Regions from separate parts of the Homo sapiens genome. Here region 2 is linked to region 1. Evidence: chromatin loops called from intact Hi-C (ENCODE). Cell type or tissue: GM12878. All regions are shown on one strand. Links, peaks and the distances in the headings refer to the core of each region. The heading gives the core; the rest is flanking DNA.

Region 1 (2,934 bases), core at 303-2,802:
TACTGCCGACAGGGCAGTGGAAGAGCAATATTAAATGCTTTTTGCCAACTGGATGCATCTGTGTAGCATCCTATCCATGCTGGGAATGGATAAAAAAAATTCAACTATTAAATAATCCAGTTAGTCTAAGACAGTCATTGTCCTTAACGTGTAGGAGTACGACAGAAGCAGTTTCTCGCCAAACTGGCTTAAGGTAACGGTTTTTGAAAATCAAAGATCAGAGGAACACAACAGACTCTGTGTCACTAGCACATAAGAAAGCCACAGCACAACTCTATTTGTTTTTTATAAATTATGTTACAGCCTGATAACTGACATTCGGGGGTCTGAGCCAAATCAGTAAAGTATAATTCAGTGCCTTTGAGATTATGAAGAGTTAGAATGTGATTCCATTTTCTCTATCACAATTTTCAAAAGGGTACATCAGACAAAAAGGCCTTTGGCTAGATGTAGACACTTACAAACATTCGATGAGGATCCTGATCTCAGTTTATTTCTTTTTAATTTCTACTTTCTAACCTAGGTTAGAAGATGTGAGAAAGATCATGTGGATGTGGATGTATTGCCTGAGTTTCTGTCCCAGATTCACCATTTCCTAGGCATTGGGAAAATAATTTGACCTCTCTGAACTTCTTCATTGTCAAATAAAGAAGATATAGCAATCTTTGTCCTGGCTGCCTTGCACAGCTACTGTGAGAATCAAATGAGGTTACTATGTCAGAAGTGCTTTCATAACTGAAGTACTACACAAATATAAGATAATATCCTTATTGTCCTAAGAAACCCTCTGTCCCAAATTTCTATATAACTGGTGGGAAAAAAGATACATATTTTTATTCCTTCTAATCCATAGCCTAGTCTACTGCAGCTTTCATGAAGTCAAGTTGTTCTAGTATTGCTCGGCTTCTAAAGGAATCTGTCGCTGGTCTTAACAGTACAGTCTTTAGTGCAGGCCCCAGGGCACCTGTCCTTCTGCACTTCGGATCAGAGTCATCCACAATTATACTTTAGAGCTCAAGGCAAGCTGAACAACTTTCTAAGTTGTAACGGACTGTGCTTCTGATTATATTTTGGTTCTGGCACATAAAGTTCTGCATTTTTAATTGATTAAGTTTTAAATAATATAAATGGCTGTTTATAAGTTTTTAGGTATGTATTTTAAAGTCTTCAAGGACCTAATATATTTATCTCTGAGGTTCTGTAATTACAGATGTACTCTGAGGAATGTGGAAAATCAATGTATGCCAGTTCGGAATATATTTTAGTCTCAGCATCAAGTTTATAAATTTAATGACTTTTCGAGATAGAGATCTACTTTGGACTTAATTTCTTCTTTAATATTTAGTCTGGAACTTCATAAGTCCAATCACTAGGTGAAAGAATACAGTATGACATAGTTTGGCCTGGACCCTACCTACTCCATGGCATCATCTTCATGCAATCTCCTGGCATGTCTTCAAAAGCAGTGAAGACTTCAAACACTAGTTCCACTCATCTAAGCTCCTCATCTCAACGGCACTGAGTTCTACAAGAGTGAGTGATTTTCAGAACCACAAGAGGGCAGTATAGTGCTAGATAATTCATGGACGCATTCACAACTCCTTGAACAGTGAGGTCTAACCTAAGGTGAATTATTTTAGCTTGAATTATAAACTCTCATTTACTGATCATTATGGTATCATTAAGTAAAGTGTTTCTCCAAAAGATATTCATAATATAATTCAAAACATTTACAGCTGACTAGAATATTTCAGTTGGCCAATACAAAACTACACCCAAAACTGTGAGTGATCACAAAGCTAAATAAAGAACAATCTCGTATTTTAAGGGGAACAGATAACCTTCTTTGAAAAGAAAACAAACTGTGCAAAACACACCAGCATGCATAAACATGGAATATTAAAACCAACGGATGCCTTCCTCCCCCATGCTTTCATGCACTCTTAACCTTTGTCCATGCTAAGAAACATTTTCAAGTTTTTATTCCCCTTAAAGTCCTTTAATTAGCAGCTGACTTTGAAATTATATGATGACTCCTGTGAGGTTTTGGTTTTAGTTCCTAAAGAAGAAATAGATCAACTGCAAGCTGCTTTTAGTCAAGTTTATTTTCTAGAGGAAAAGCCAACAGAAAACGTTTGTTTTGGAAAAAGGGCAATAGTTGCTTTTAAGAAAAGAGCGCCTTCTGATAGAAAAGTAAACTTATATACACATTCAATTACAGACATTCCTTTTAGTAAACAGGGAACCCCCTTGTGGTTCAGGCTGTATCATGCAGGATGAAATAATTCCAACGCTGAAAAAGGTGACCTCACCAAAAATGATGTAATCTTTTTGAAAGAGAAACAACACAACATCGTGTGTTACAATCTGAGGAACTTCGAGGGTGAAGTCATTTTCTAAAAATATTTCAATAATTTGGAGAGCTATATAAGGTATTTTGTATCTTTCCTTAAAAAAAAAATTAACAAGTATCCTATGCTCATGGACAGCTACTGTTTTTAAAGGCTCTATTCCAATGTTCCCTCCAACAAATAAAATGGGTCAACACATACAATTATAAATAGAAAAACTAGAGTCTGTAGTACCAGTAGATTGCTTTATTCAAAGTGTTTGAATAGTGTTTAAAAAAATTTGTGTAACAAAGGGAACATTGGTTAGATAACAACACGTAAGAGAATTAGTACTTTCTACATCTTTTTCAACTTCCTTCAAGCAGAAACCCACACTCACCAACTCCAATTCCTCTTCCTCCGACTGTACTCAGCACATAAGAGGGATAAGAGAGTTACTAAGACTGTTGGTACTCACAAACAAAATATTTCTTTAGAAAAAACATATTTGGACACTAGCAGCTGTCTGGAACTCTAAAGAGACGATTATATACACAACAGATAGAAATATAAATTACTTGTCTCTACTTGTTGAGTTTTCAAA
Region 2 (2,934 bases), core at 120-2,619, 130 kb after region 1:
TTTTTAGTGGAAACGGGGTTTCACCACGTTGGCCAGGTTGGTCTCAAACTCCCGACCTCAGGTGATCTGCCCGCCTCCACCTCCCAAAGTTCTGGAATTACAGGCATGAGCCACCGCGCCCAGCCAGGAAGTCTGATTTTACAGGCCAATCTTCTATCCCTTACATTACTGCCACTCTATTGATCTCATACGCCTTCAAAAGTTGTTTTTTTTTTTTTCTTTAAGAAGAAATGACATATAGATCTGAATTTTAGAAATATAATTCCAATTTCTATGTAGAAGATGGACAGCTAAGGATGAGGACGAGAGGTGAAACAGGCAAATATAGTATTAGTCAATGCAAGAGCCGCTTGTTTTATTAAGCCCAAAAGTTACAATTTCTTTTACCAGGTCGAATGGGAAGCAGCCCTTTGTTCCAAGTGTCACAAATCATGCCTCAAATGAATCCACGTCAACCTGCACATGCATGCTGCTGGTCACGCAAGTAACAAAGTAAAAATGTCCAGCTCATGCAGTATAAACTTACTGACCACTACTGAAAACCTTTCTCAAGCATATAATTTTAATAATGGTGAGAATTTTTTTAAGTCCATATATTAAAGGTTTTTGTTTTGTTTTTGCTTTGTTTCCTTTTTATGTTTTCATGTTTTCTTGTTTATTTTGTTTTTGAAGTTTGTATTTTTGTGTAAGGAAGTAAAATTAGTATTAATTCAAGACAACCATAAAAAGACATGCCCGGGTTGGTATTTACTAGAAGTTTGATTAATTAATATGTTTTTCACCCATGTTTGTTCCTCTGGCTTTTATCAACATCACTTGTTAAAATAATGATGAAGTAAATTACCTGCCTTCATACACCAATGTTTAAATATGGTATTCCACCTCACAAAGGAGCTAATATTTTTAACTCATATGCTTATGATTTCATCTCGACTAAGATAATTAATAATTAAAATATTAAATTCAGTAAATATCAATTAAATTCTGTAAATATAAATATTATTAAAGTATAAAGCATCTATATAAAAATTTAGTACTTATTAAATAAGTACCAACCTATATCGTGTGCTATGTGTAAGATTTACTAATTAACAAATGGATTTACACTCTTAATTATAATAAACTGGACACAAGGTCCATTTATTATAAGGCACACAGATAAACTATACACGAGAAAATCATTAATTTCACACCAAATCAAAGTATTTTAAAAATTACAGATTAACTAAAGTTACTTTAAAATATTAAAATAACCTTCAATATTAAAATATTTAAAAACTTTTCTTCAGAAATTAAGCTATTTTAAAATACCTATTCAAGGTAGATTACAGAAGTATTCTTCTAACTTTAAATTTCAAATACTATATCTTAGAGACCACTCCCACAGTCAATCCCTAAAAGACAGAATTCACTGAAGATTGGGAAACTATTTATATTTAACTTGAATCTTTAGAAAAATATTTGGGGAGATTATGGAGATTAGAAACAAACTATGGTTGAAGATCAAAATTCTAATGTTTTAAAACAGCCAATTAAGCGTTTTATGTATAATCTGACAATGAATTTAAGATGCTGGGATATTTTATCCAAAACAAACACATTAAGCATTCTCTATTGATACATTATACGAAATCCTTTTGGTCACAAACACTAAACGTATGGGTACTGGGCAGGGTACCTACATAATCTTCAGAGGAAAGAAGAAACAAAAGCCAGAAGGGATGCAGGGAGATCAGGCAATACGCATTTTCGCACATGAAGCTTCACGCAGTGTGTTAGAACTTTTACACTCGCTATCTCATTTAATTCCAACACGGGGCAGGTAGTGTAATTCTATCTCATTTTACAGGAGATATCTCAACTCTGTCAGCAGTGGAGCTGGATCTGAATCAAGATCTGACTACAGAGTCAAGCAGCCTTCCTTTACTGGGGCTTGCAAATCAGCATATGTTAAAAGCATTCTCTTGCACGAGGTTATCCAGCTTAAAGGGTGATCTGATTTCCATATTTACACTTATTATTTAAACATTAGGAGAGAAGGCACTCACTTCTCCATTTACTAAGAATCCACAGATTTTCTTTCTTATCTAGAAAAAAGAAATAGTGATCATTTTTGGTCCACAAATGGTTTTCTCATAGTGTCATCGCATAAAAGAAAACTTCAGCTAGACTTTGAAACATTCATATGTACCATGAGTAACCGGGGTATGGTCTGATGACAACACAGAATATGTGAAATTAGAAATGCCCCCAAATCCAGGCCCATCATCATCGTATATTACACTACATTCTTCTTGCCAGACTAAAAGCAGCAAAGGGAGGAAAAAAGATGGTTTTCCAAACTGACAAGCATGCTATTTTTCAGTAACAAATTTGTTCATGGCTTCTTCCTCCTAAATCAGAACACAAATCTACTGAAAAGATTTAGCTAGACTATTTCAAACTCCAAAATCATATTCTAATAAACATTTCCATAATTTCTTAACCACCCTCAGAATATAATTCAATATTCCTCTTTTTGGTAGCCAATTAATGGATGACACTGCTATTGCTGGAATATTAATAAAATTAATATTAACCCACAATGCATGATGGAAAAGGCAAATTGTAACGAAATTGCTTTGAAAAACATAACATCACCATTTGAAACAACTCAACCTTTTTAAGAGATTATTTCCAACTGCATTTACAAAAAAAAATCCTTGTCACACATACCCATATGAAAACAAACTCTAAGAATACAGAAGGAAATTATTCTCAAACCATAATTCAACATGGTGACATTACAATTATTTCTGGGTGTCAATAAGCTATTTTCCTTCCACTGAACACCCCCCAGAATTTAATTTTTTAAAAAACTTTTGAAGGCAAGTAAAGTGTAATTTTAACACTTTTGTTCTAATATGAAATCAAACCACAATTTTATATATAACC

What was found. Peaks named below come from ENCODE experiments on the same cell type or tissue, not always from the same donor. Only the 100,000 strongest peaks of a DNase experiment are listed, where the experiment ranks them.
Region 2: a loop joins it to region 1, with 12 times the contacts of the local background. A loop is called at or near these places in 66 of 110 quality-filtered maps.

Annotation. Positions count from the first base shown.
Region 1 is chr15:99,703,182-99,706,115 of GRCh38, reverse strand. MEF2A (myocyte enhancer factor 2A) reads right to left here. Exons shown (of 12, transcript NM_001319206.4): 9 at 2,731-2,754. Among named protein-coding and RNA genes, the nearest start is that of LYSMD4, 29 kb to the left of the region's middle. In GM12878, for the core only: a CTCF peak has its summit at 1,541 (motif pointing right); DNase peaks (open chromatin) are centred at 1,555 and 2,268; H3K27ac peaks cover 1,020 bases.
Region 2 is chr15:99,568,094-99,571,027 of GRCh38, reverse strand. The region is part of intron 1 of MEF2A (myocyte enhancer factor 2A); the gene reads right to left. Among named protein-coding and RNA genes, the nearest start is that of MEF2A, 3.6 kb to the right of the region's middle. In GM12878, for the core only: no CTCF peak of the experiment used is centred there; no DNase peak of the experiment used is centred there; H3K4me3 peaks cover 1,231 bases; H3K27ac peaks cover 649 bases.